Linked DNA regions of Homo sapiens: region 1 is linked to region 2. A link is a contact called in ENCODE Hi-C data. All regions are on one chromosome and are shown on one strand. The core of a region is the stretch at or near the end of the contact, and the rest is flanking DNA. Distances in the headings are between cores, read along the strand shown.

Evidence for each region. Hi-C counts contacts between places; a loop is a spot of excess contacts on that map. Pooled maps may share reads with other maps.
Region 1: a loop to region 2 is called in a pooled map, with 13 times the contacts of the local background. The contact joins the promoter of RPS25 here to the promoter of PAFAH1B2 in region 2. A Hi-C loop is called at or near these places in 4 of 50 pooled maps.

Annotation. Positions count from the first base shown.
Region 1 is chr11:119,014,214-119,019,782 of GRCh38, reverse strand. It overlaps RPS25 (ribosomal protein S25), which reads left to right and starts at 1,440. Exons shown (of 5, transcript NM_001028.3): 1 at 1,440-1,501; 2 at 1,730-1,825; 3 at 2,238-2,421; 4 at 3,844-3,942; 5 at 4,025-4,066. The coding sequence starts at 1,499. The coding sequence ends at 3,938. TRAPPC4 (trafficking protein particle complex subunit 4) reads right to left here and starts at 1,017. Exons shown (of 5, transcript NM_016146.6): 1 at 813-1,017; 2 at 466-640. The coding sequence starts at 987. CENATAC (centrosomal AT-AC splicing factor) reads right to left here. Exons shown (of 11, transcript NM_198489.3): 9 at 4,700-4,789; 10 at 4,344-4,476; 11 at 3,990-4,245. The coding sequence ends at 4,185. RefSeq lists enhancers at 446-1,144, 1,399-1,628, 1,649-1,718 and a silencer at 1,039-1,158.
Region 2 is chr11:117,140,078-117,145,669 of GRCh38, reverse strand. It overlaps PAFAH1B2 (platelet activating factor acetylhydrolase 1b catalytic subunit 2), which reads right to left and starts at 1,383. Exons shown (of 6, transcript NM_002572.4): 1 at 1,252-1,383. RefSeq lists an enhancer at 124-303 and a silencer at 854-1,173.

The sequences.
Region 1 (5,569 bases), core at 191-2,690, 1.9 Mb before region 2:
GGCTCAGAGAAGAGAAGTTGACTTTAAGTAAGATGACACCTCGGCCGGGCGCGGTGGCTCACTCCTGTAATCCCAGCACTTTGGGAAGCCGAGGCAGGTGGATCACCTGAGGTCAGGAGTTTGAGACCAGCCTGGCCAACATGGCAAAACCCCTCTCTACTAAAAATACAAAAATTAGCTGGTCGTGGTGGCACGCGCCTGTAATCCCAGCTACTCGGGAGGCTGAGGCAGGAGAATCGCTTGAACCTGGGAGGCAGAGGCTGCAGTGAGCCGAGATCCCGCCACTGCGCTCCAGCCTGGGTAACTCCGCGGCCCCTCCCCACCCAGCAAAAAAAGATGACACCACTGCCGTTATTACCTAAAATCTAGATCTGGATCGGTTGCGTTTTTCATAACACCAGAACGACGATTTAAGAAAAGGTAGACAAATTACAAGCGCTGCCGTTCAGGAGACGGGGGACTTACGAGTGGAACATGGAGGCCAGCATAAGCTTCTCATTAGAAGTGAGGCGGGGCCGGCCAAATCGAATGGACACCGGGTAATTAGCAGGGTTACCCAGATACTCCAGCACCTCTTTCCCGTCGGCCGTGTACCTGCCATTCACGTCCATGCCATTGATGGCCAGCACTGCATGACCCACTGCAGAGGTGAAGCTAACGGTCAGCGAAGGTGCAGCCCGGGGATTCCGCCGAGGGGACAAGGGACCCGACACAACCCCTTTTCCCCCAACCCCGCACCTACAACCAGCCCACTTCTACAGCACTGGGGCCCTCCCACCCCCGCACCCGCCACGGGCCCGAGCCTAGCCCACCTCGGATGCCGTCCCGCTGGCCGAAAGCAACCAACACACGCTCATCGTGTAGCTTGAGCAGCAGATCCAGCGGATAACTGAAAGTTTTCTCAGCCTCAGCCCGTGGCGCGTAGCTGTCCAACTGGTAAATCAAGCCGCCAGCTTTGTTCACCACATACACACTAAAAATCGCCATCGCTGCCTTGCCGCTCGGAAACTGGTATTCAGCCTCTACCCGACGGCCCCTCCCCGGAACCGCATCACAGCACTTGCCGCCGGCCCCACCCCAGCCTCCTCCTCCTCCTCCTCCTCCTCCCGCGCCCCCCGTGCAGCCACCTGCTGCACTTGCGCACTGGGAGCGACACGCTCGGGCATAAGTAGTGCCGGAAAGTTAGCTGCCGAGACCTGGTGGATTGCTTTTCGTTTATCAGTGCAGGAAAACAGCGCTATAGTATGCGTCACAACTAGCGCAGACTCCGGCAGTATTTAGGCGGTGCGGCTTGGGAACTAGAATCCACTTCCTGTCTTCCGCCTCAGGCTAGAGGGCGAGCGCTTCGCCGTGGGACTTCTTCTGCCTGGCTCCGCCTTTTGCCCCGGAAGTACTCACAGCGGACGGTGGTTTTTGGGCCCGTTTCTGAGCAGCGCTTCCTTTTTGTCCGACATCTTGACGAGGCTGCGGTGTCTGCTGCTATTCTCCGAGCTTCGCAATGGTAAGCTTCAGGGGTGTGAAGTCGCCGGCGTTCTTGGGTTTGAGGACTCAGTGGGGAGAGCCTTCGGCGGGAGCGCTCCTTGGCCTGCCGGCCTCGGTTGCAGGGCGGGCGCGGTTATTGCTTGGCCCATGTGCTCTGGTGGTGGAGTTTGCGGGGGCTGAGGGCGCAGTATTAGGGGACTTTGGCGCTATTTGAGGACCTGGTTGCATTCCCGCTGCCCTCCTACAGCCGCCTAAGGACGACAAGAAGAAGAAGGACGCTGGAAAGTCGGCCAAGAAAGACAAAGACCCAGTGAACAAATCCGGGGGCAAGGCCAAAAAGAAGGTAGAAATAAGACCTCTCTGAAAGAGACTAGGGGTAACTCTCTCGTAATCCTCTAGTAATAGGTAACTTGTATAGTAAGTGGTTTTTCAGGTGTAGATTTCTAGAGTCAAAATGTGAGAGTTTATCTTCCCGTCACCACTCGTTCTTTTTCCCATTAGGATCATGAAAATGGGTCTGTTGTGCGAAGTGTCTGCCGCTGTGCCTGCTGTGTTATTTTTAACTGATCTAGTGGGGCTCGGCCCCTGTTTGAAGGCCAAAAACGTGTCGGTGTTTTTTTTTTGTTTTTGTTTTAGTAATGTGTAATTTATCCTTGATAACGGTGGAACAGATTTCTCTGACGCAGATTACTCGAGAGGGAAAGGGTGCTTCTGCCAGAAATACTAACTTGTTTCTGTTTTGTTTTGGTGAGCAGAAGTGGTCCAAAGGCAAAGTTCGGGACAAGCTCAATAACTTAGTCTTGTTTGACAAAGCTACCTATGATAAACTCTGTAAGGAAGTTCCCAACTATAAACTTATAACCCCAGCTGTGGTCTCTGAGAGACTGAAGATTCGAGGCTCCCTGGCCAGGGCAGCCCTTCAGGAGCTCCTTAGTAAAGGTGAGGGGTGTATCCTACATGTGTGTTTTTGTAGGTTAAATTGTCTTGACCATGTTAAGCATCTTCAGTGGTTTTGCTGGAAAAGCAGAATTAAAAAAAAAAAGCGTGGCTTGACCATTGGCTGTTAGTAATGTAATTCTGACGTCTTACTCCTGATCCTGAGATGAATTCTCAGGGTTCTTAGCCACTTTTGTGCCGTGGACCCTGTGGCAGTTTAGTGAAGCCCAAGGATCTTTTATGTTTCGAGTAAATGGATGCATAGAATTACAGGGACAACCGTTTTTGAAATAATTAGATTACTATTTTGAAACAACTTTGAAAATGTTTAAAACCTTTATGGTAAATATTTTGTTGATGTATTAAATTTTAAAACCAGAAATTTAGTACGGTCTACTCAGTAGTATGGTCTGATTACCATAATTCCACAATAATAAGGCTCAGCTAACTATAGTGACTGAACGTCTATAATTCTAGCACTTTGGGAGGCCAAGGCGGGTGAATCAACGGAGGTCAGGAGTTAAAGACCAGCCTGGCCAATATGGTGAAAACCTGCTCTACTGAAAGTTAGCTGGACGTGGGGGCACACGTCTGTAATCCCAGCTACTCAGGATGCTGAGGCATGAGGATCCCTTGAACCCAGGAGATGGAGGTGGCAGTGAGCCGAGATGACACCACTGCACTCCAGCCTTAGTGACAGCAAAAGACTGTCTCAGAAAGGGGGGGGGGGTGGAAGATAATGGAGCCCTAATTTAAAGGAAAAGTAAGGATAGATGATCGTTAAAAACTAGGATTCTCGGTTACCGAACGTCAGATTAAGCAATTCTGGAGCCAGGTGCAGTGGTACCCTTGTATTTCTAGCTACTTGGGAGGCCAAAGCAGGAGGATCATTTGAGCCAAGGAGTTTTAAGACCATTCTGGGCACCTCTGAGAGAACTCTGTCTTTTTGTTTTCCTTTTCTTTAAATAGAGATGCGGTTTTGCCATGTTGCCCAGGCTGGTCTCCTGGGCTCAAGAGATCCACCTGTCCAAAGTGCTGGGATTACAGGCATGAGCCTCTGCACCCGGCCAAAACAAACCTTACTAGAGTCTCATTCTGTTGCCCAGGTTGGAGTGCGGAGGGGCAGTCTTGGCTCAATGCAACCACCAATTCCTGGGTTCAGGTGGTCCTCACCTCAGCTTCCCAAGTAGCTGGAATTACAAGCATGTGCCACCATGCCCAGCTAATTTTTGTATTTTTGGTAGAGATGGGGTTTCACCTTGTTGGCCAGGCTGGTGTGCAACTCCTTACCTCAAGCTATCTGCCCGTCTCCACCTCCCAAAGCAGTGGGATTATAAGCATGAGCCACCGCGCCCAGCCAAAAACCTTACTAGTTTCTATTGTAGCATCTGTTAAGCATCTCATCGTGCTATTCTCTCCCCCTAGGACTTATCAAACTGGTTTCAAAGCACAGAGCTCAAGTAATTTACACCAGAAATACCAAGGGTGGAGATGCTCCAGCTGCTGGTGAAGATGCATGAATAGGTGAGTAGGAATGTGTGGGCTCATGGTGTAGGAGGTAGATACAAAGCTTTATGGTTCTGATTCTTTTAATTTTTTTTTACAGGTCCAACCAGCTGTACATTTGGAAAAATAAAACTTTATTAAATCAAATGAATGAGTATGTCTGTTTCCTAAGAAAGACAATGATAAAGAATTTGGTGGAAGGTATAATAGGGGTTTGTTGACTTTGCTTTTAGCCTCATGGTAGTTGGTAGAGAGCATGATTAGCTTTTTTCTGTATGTGACTGCTTCTTCATTGCTGCAGCTTCAGTTTTGAATTGATGTCTGAAAGGAAATAAAGGGTTAACACGATGATGAAGGGTGACATCTCCAAAAAGGAGGTTGGATGGGTAGGTTGGAGACCCGGCACTGAACACACATACCTGGACTGCCAGCGGCGTCCATTATTCCAGACGCGGCCAAAAGAGGGCAGCCAGCCTGCACTGGTCCTGGAGCTGTGATCAAAGTTGGCCCCAACTCGGTCTGGGGGGAGTTTTTTCAACTTCTGTTTTTCCTCTGTACAATGATAGGGAAACTTTTATTTTTCTTTATTGAAGAATATAGAGATGGGGTCTCACTATGTTGTCCAGGCTGTTTTCAAACTTCTGGGCTCAAGTGACCCTCCCACCTCAGCCTCCCAAAATGCTAGGATTATAGCCATGAGCCACCACACACAGGCAAGGAAACCATTTTTGAGTGTGAAGATTTAGACGATCCTCTCTTGAATTAGTTTACTTACTTTCTTTAAGAAATTCTTCATAGGATGGTCCTATTTCTTGGTTCCCAGCAATGTATTCTTCATCTTGGATCATCCAGGGAGGTGTGGCACCTGAAAAAAAAATTAAGGCTTTTTTTTTTTTTTTTAAGTCTTCAGGCTATTGTGAAACATGTCCTAGCTGTTAGCTTACCTCTCCTCATTAAGAGCTAGAAATGTCTAAAAGCAAAGCCCAGGAATTCTGGAGCTTTAGAAGGCCCTAGGCTAATTTAAAGCGACATACCCCATATGTGACAGTCATTTTAAAATGGCTTTGAGGCACAACTGACATAAACGATACACACTTAAATTTGGTGACTTTTGAGCGAAGCCATTACAATCTAGACCCCAAACATCCCCCTGTAAGTATCACTGCCCCCATTAAAATATTTTCATGTCCAGGCAATCGGTGATCTTTCAGTTGCTTTATTGGTTTGTATTTTTTAGGATTTTCTGTGTGTGGACATTGAGGTGGGGTCTGGCCTTTTGTTTTTTTGAGAGGAGTCTCGCTCTAGCCCAGGCTGGACACAATCTCAGCTCACTGCAACCTCCGCCTCCCAGGTCTCGGTTCAAACAATTCTGCCTCAGCCTCCCAAGTAGCTGGGATTACAGGCGTGCGCTGCGATGCCCAGCTAATTTTTGAATTTTTAGTAGAGATGGGGTTTCACCATGTTGGCCAAACTGGTCTTGAACTCCTGACCTCGTGATCCGCCTGCCTTGGCCTCCCAAAGTGTCGGGATTACAGGCATGAGCCACCACGCCGGCCAGGTCTGGACTTCTGAGATTCATCTGTGTCGTACGTATCAATAATTCTGTCTTCATCCTGGAATACTATTCCATTGTTAATCCATTTGC
Region 2 (5,592 bases), core at 134-2,633:
GCCTCCGTGGGCTGGTGGGTGGTTCCTCCGGTCCAGCACCTCCATAATTTATGATCAAATGCCCAAGCCAACAAACTAATCCTCCCCTTCTCCCCCACAAGGAGGCAACCTTTATGTCAGAACAATGTGCCCAGAAGAAGCCAAAGACACAAGGCACATCCAAGGCAAAGACAATCTTAATTAAGCACTTTCTCCTTCCACTTTCTCCACACCTTTACCCCCGGCCCAACCCCTTCCCATAATTTCAAGCTGTACAAAATGAGGTCCTAGGGTGGATCCGGGTGGTCTTTCCTTTCTCTACGGGTAAGCTCTACAAAGAGGCGAAAGCTCCGAGTGTTAGTTCTTGTTTGTGTATAAATTCTGAAAAGCAACGCTGGCCTGCGAGCTATGAAAAGCAGAAGCATGAGTCACCACGCAACGGGTCAATCAAACCTGTAGACCAGAAGGCACGGATCTGGCAAACGGACGGTGAGCCAGGAAAAAAACATCCCCCCAAACCTCTCCGCTGACAGGTTTATCTAGCTGGCTGACCTTGGGCAGGTCACCAGCCGCTCCGAGCACATTCATGTCTAAGATGAGATGGGGGCTGGAAAGCCTTCCAAGAAATAATCCCTTCCGAGTGGTGACGGTCTATGCAACTTTTGAATAAACACATCCTAAGAGGCAACGGAGAAGTTTCTAAAGAGTTGAAATTTTTCAACAAAAGGAGGAGGGAAAAGTGCTCGGTAAAAACACAACGGAGTAACTGGTTTTGGCCTCCGACCAGACGCGAGGGGAGAGAAGAGTGAGAAGTTAGACCCCTGTGATAAAGGGAAAAGGCAGCAGCGGAGACCCGGGCAGGAGCTGCAGCGCCCAGCCGGGGCGAGCTGGGGTGCGCAAGGCCTACCGCGGGTGGGCCCGGCAGGGCAGGGCAGGGCAGGGCGGGGCGGGGCGCCCGCCGCGCTACCCTCCTGGGAAAGGCCGTGGAGGCGCCGGCCGGCGGCTGAGGAGAAACGCCAGCTTTCGGTATGGAATATCGGGAAAGGGCTCTCAGAGCGAAAACTAGCTGCGCCGGCTGCTGGGAAGCCGACGCTGGGCCCGCAGAGAAGGCGCGCGCTCGCGAGGCCCCCCCCAAGTGGATGGGGCGGCGTGGGGGGAGGGGCCGCAAGGGTGGGGGAGGGGAGGTCGCGGGCCTCTCACAATAACACCTCGCAGCCCCTTCCGACCCCCGCCTCTAAGCCACCGGTTCCCTGCGACCCTGGATGCACTCACTGAAGTAGAGGGTCCGTGCGGGCCCCAAGCGGCTGAGGCGTCGGCGGGTGGCGCGTCGGTCGCTCGCTCGGTCCCGTCGGTCCCGCTCCGGCGCGTCCCTCCTCCGGCCCCAGCACCAGCAGCAGCTCCTCCACTTCCGGTTCCCCTGCCACTCAGCCAAATGGCTTCCGGAAGTCCCGCCCCCATCCTGCCACGCCTCAGCGTGGTTCCTCTCTCCCCGCCTTCGCTCTCCCGGGCGCTGGCGGCGTGCGCCCAGGTGTCCCGCCACACCCCGTTGGGTACCCTGCTTTGTTCTCGCGGTTACCCCCATTTTGTGTGGCGTCTGAGGGACATGGGCTTCTCTCTTTACTCCAGCTGCATCTCTCAATCCTGCGTTCGTGCCACCGCAGTGTGGAGCTGGCATTCGGGACGATGTGGCGTGAAGTCACACTGACGCCATTCCCTTCACACTCAGCCAACTTGGCTTCCTCTTCCACCCATGGAATAAACCAGACTGCTGAAAGTGGGAGGGAAATAGCGGACCAAGGTTAAGGAGGCAGTACCTGACATTTATTAGTGGAATTTCTGTTTCTATGATGAATGTGGAGATTTTGGGTGACCGCCTGTAAAGGTGATACATAGGGGGATGACGAACCCCAGGCTTTTCCTTAAAAGATACATCCAGTTTAGGGGAAGACATACATATACAAAGTCAATATTGAAAAGATTATATGCTAAATAAATGCAGGATCTATAAAAGTAGAGAGGAGGGGCAAGAGATGTGCTCAAGCTTATAGCAGCGCAACGGTTGCTGGAGCAGTGCCCTGAACTGGCCCTTTAAGGATCTCAGCTCTATGCTGGTGAATAGGCAGAGCCTTCCAGGGCTCTTAAACTGATGCGGGGGTGGGGGTTGATTTTGCTGACAAAACCTGTTAAGAATACTGTAAAATCCTGGGAGCCTAAAATGTCAAGATATGTCAAGTAATTTTTCTTTTTTTTTTTTTTTTTTATTCAAGTTCTAGGGTACATGTGCACAACGTGCAGGTTTGTTACATAGGTATACGTGTGCCATGTTGGTTTGCTGCACCCATCAACTCGTCATTTACATTCCGTATTTCTCCTAATGCTATCCCTCCCCCAGCCCCGCAGTCCCCGACAGGCCCCCGTGTGTGATGTTCCCCGCCCTTTGTCCAAGTGTTCTCAGTGTTCAATTCCCACCTATGAGAACATGCGGTGTTTGGTTTTCTGTCCTTGTGATAGTTTGCTGAGAATGATGGTTTCCAGTTTCGTCCATGTCCCTGCAAAGGATATGAACTCATCCTTTTTACAGCTGCATAGTATTTCGTGGTGTATATGTGCCACATTTTCTTAATCCAGTCTATCATTGATGGACATTTGGGTTGGTTCCAAGTCTTTGCTATTGTGAATAGTGCCACAATAAACATACGTGTGCATGTATCTTTATAGCAGCATGATTTATAATCCTTTGGGTATATACCCAGTAATGGGATGGCTGGGTCAAATGGTATTTCTAGTTCTAGATCCTTGAGGAATCGCCACACTGTCTTTCACAATGGTTGAATTAATTTACACTCCCTCCAACAGTGTAAAAGTGTTCCTCTTTCTCCACATCCTCTCCAGCATCTGTTGTTTCCTGACTTTTTAATGATCGCCATTCTAACTGGCATGAGATGGTATCTCATTGTGGTTTTGATTTGCATTTCTCTGATGACCAGTGATGATGAGCATTTTTTCATGTGTCTGTTGGTTGCATAAATGTCTTCTTTTGAGAAGTGTCTGTTCATATCCTTTGCCCACTTTTTGATGGGGTTGTTTGTTTTTTTTCTTGTAAATTTGTTTAAGTTCTTTGTAGATTCTGGATATTAGCCCTTTGTCAGATGGGTAGATTGCAAAAATTTTCTCCCATTCTGTAGGTTGCCTGTTCGCTCTGATGGTAGTTTCTTTTGCCATGCAGAAGCTCTTTAGTTTAATTATATCCCATTTGTCTATTCTGGCTTTTGTTGCCATTGCTTGTGGTGTTTTAGTCAGGAAGTCTTTGCCCATGCCTATGTCCTGAATGGTATTGCCTATGTTTTCTTCTAGGGTTTTTATGGTTTTAGGTCTAACATTTAAGTCTTTACTCCATCTTGAATTAATTTTTGTATAAGGTGTAAGGAAGGGATCCAGTTTCAGCTTTCTACATATGGCTAGCCAGTTTTCCTGGCACCATTTATTAAATAGGGAATCCTTTCCCCATTTCTTGTTTTTGTCAATTTGTCAAAGAGCAGATGGTTGTAGATGTGTGGTGTTATTTCTGAGGCCTCTGTTCTGTTCTGTTGGTCTATATATCTGTTTTGGTGCTAGTACCATGCCGTTTTGGTTACTGTAGCCTTGTAGTATAGTTTGAAGTCAGGTAGCGTGGTGCCTCCAGCTTTGTTCTTTTTGCTTAGGATTGTCTTGGCAATGCGGGCTCTTTTTTGGTTCCATATGAAGTTTAAAGTAGTTTTTTCCAATTCTGTGAAGAAAGTCTTTGGTAGCTTGATGGGGATGGCATTGAATCTATAAATTACCTTGGGCAGTATGGCCATTTTCACAATACTGATTCTTCCTATCCATGAGCATGGAATGTTCTTCCATTTGTTTGTGTCCTCTTTTATTTCACTGAGCAGTGGTTTGTAGTTCTCCTTGACGAGGTCCTTCACATCCCTTGTAAGTTGGATTCCTAGGTATTTTATTCTCTTTGTAGCAATTGTGAATGGGAGTTCACTCATGATTTGGCTCTCTGTTATTGTCTGTTATTGGTGTATAGGAGTGCTTGTGATTTTTGCACATTGATTTTGTATCCTGAGACTTTGCTGAAGTTGCTTATCAGCTTAAGGAGATCTTGGGCTGAGACAATGGGGTTTTCTAAATATACAATCATGTCATCTGCAAACAGGGAAAATTTGACTTCCTCTTTTCCTAATTGAATACCCTTTATTTCTTTCTCTTGCCTGATTGCCCTGGCCAGAACCTCCAACACTATGTTGAATAGGAGTGGTGAGAGAGGGCATCCTTGTCTTGTGCTGGTTTTCAAAGGGAATGCTTCCCGTTTTTGCCCATTCAGTATGATATTGGCTGTGGGTTTGTCATAAATAGCTCTTACTATTTTGAGATACGTTCCATCAATACCTAGTTTATTGCGAGCTTTTAGCATGAAGGGCTGCTGAATTTTGTCGAAGGCCTTTTCTGCATTGATATAATCATGTGGTTTTTGTCATTGGTTTTGTTTATGTGATGGATTACGTTTATCAATTTGTGTATGTTGAACCAGCCTTGCATCCCAGGGATGAACCCAACTTGATTGTGGTGGATAAGCTTTTTGATGTGCCACTGGATTCGGTTTGCCAGTATTTTATTGAGAATTTTCACATCAATGTTCATCAGGCGTATTGGCCTAAAATTCTCTTTTTTGTTATGTCTCTGCCGGGCATTAGTATCAGGATGATGCTGGCCTCATAAAATGAGTTAGGGAGTCTCTTTTTTTCTATTGATTGGAATAGTTTCAGAAGGAATGGTACCAGCTCCTCTTTGTAGCTCTAATAGAATTCGGCTGTGAATCTGTCTGGTCCTGGATTTTTTTTTGGTTGGTAGGCTATTAATTATTGTCTCAATTTCAGAGCCTGTTATTGGTCTATTCAGAGATTCAACTTCTTCCTGGTTTAGTCTTGGGAAGGTGTATGTGTCCAGGAATTTATCCATTTCTTCTAGATTTTCTAGTTTATTTGCGTAGAGGTGTTTATATCATTCTCTGGCGGTAGTTTGTATTTTTGTGGGATTGGTGGTGATATCCCCTTTATCATCTTTTATTGCATCTATTTGATTATTCTCTCTTTTCTTCTTTATTAGTCTTGCCAGCGGTCTATCAATTTTGTTGATCTTTTCAAAACACCAGCTCCTGGATTCATTGATTTTTTGAAGGGTTTTTTGTGTCTCTATCTCCTTCAGTTCTGCTCTGATCTTAGTTATTTCTTGCCTTCTGCTAGCTTTTGAATGTATTTGCTCTTGCTTCTCTAGTTCTTTTAATTGTGATGTTAGGGTGTTGATTTTAGATCTTTCCTGCCTTCTCTTGTGGGCATTTAGTGCTGTAAATTTCCCTCTATGCACTGCTTTAAATATGTCCCAGAGATTCTGGTACGTTGTGTCTTTGTTCTCATTGCTTTCAAAGAACATCATTATTTCTGCCTTCATTTTATTATTTACCCAGTAGTCATTCAGGAGCAGGTTGTTCAGTTTCCATGTAATTGTGCGGTTTTGAGTGAGTTTCTTAATCCTGAGTTCTAATTTGATTGCACTGTGGTCTGAGAGACAGTTTGTTGTGAT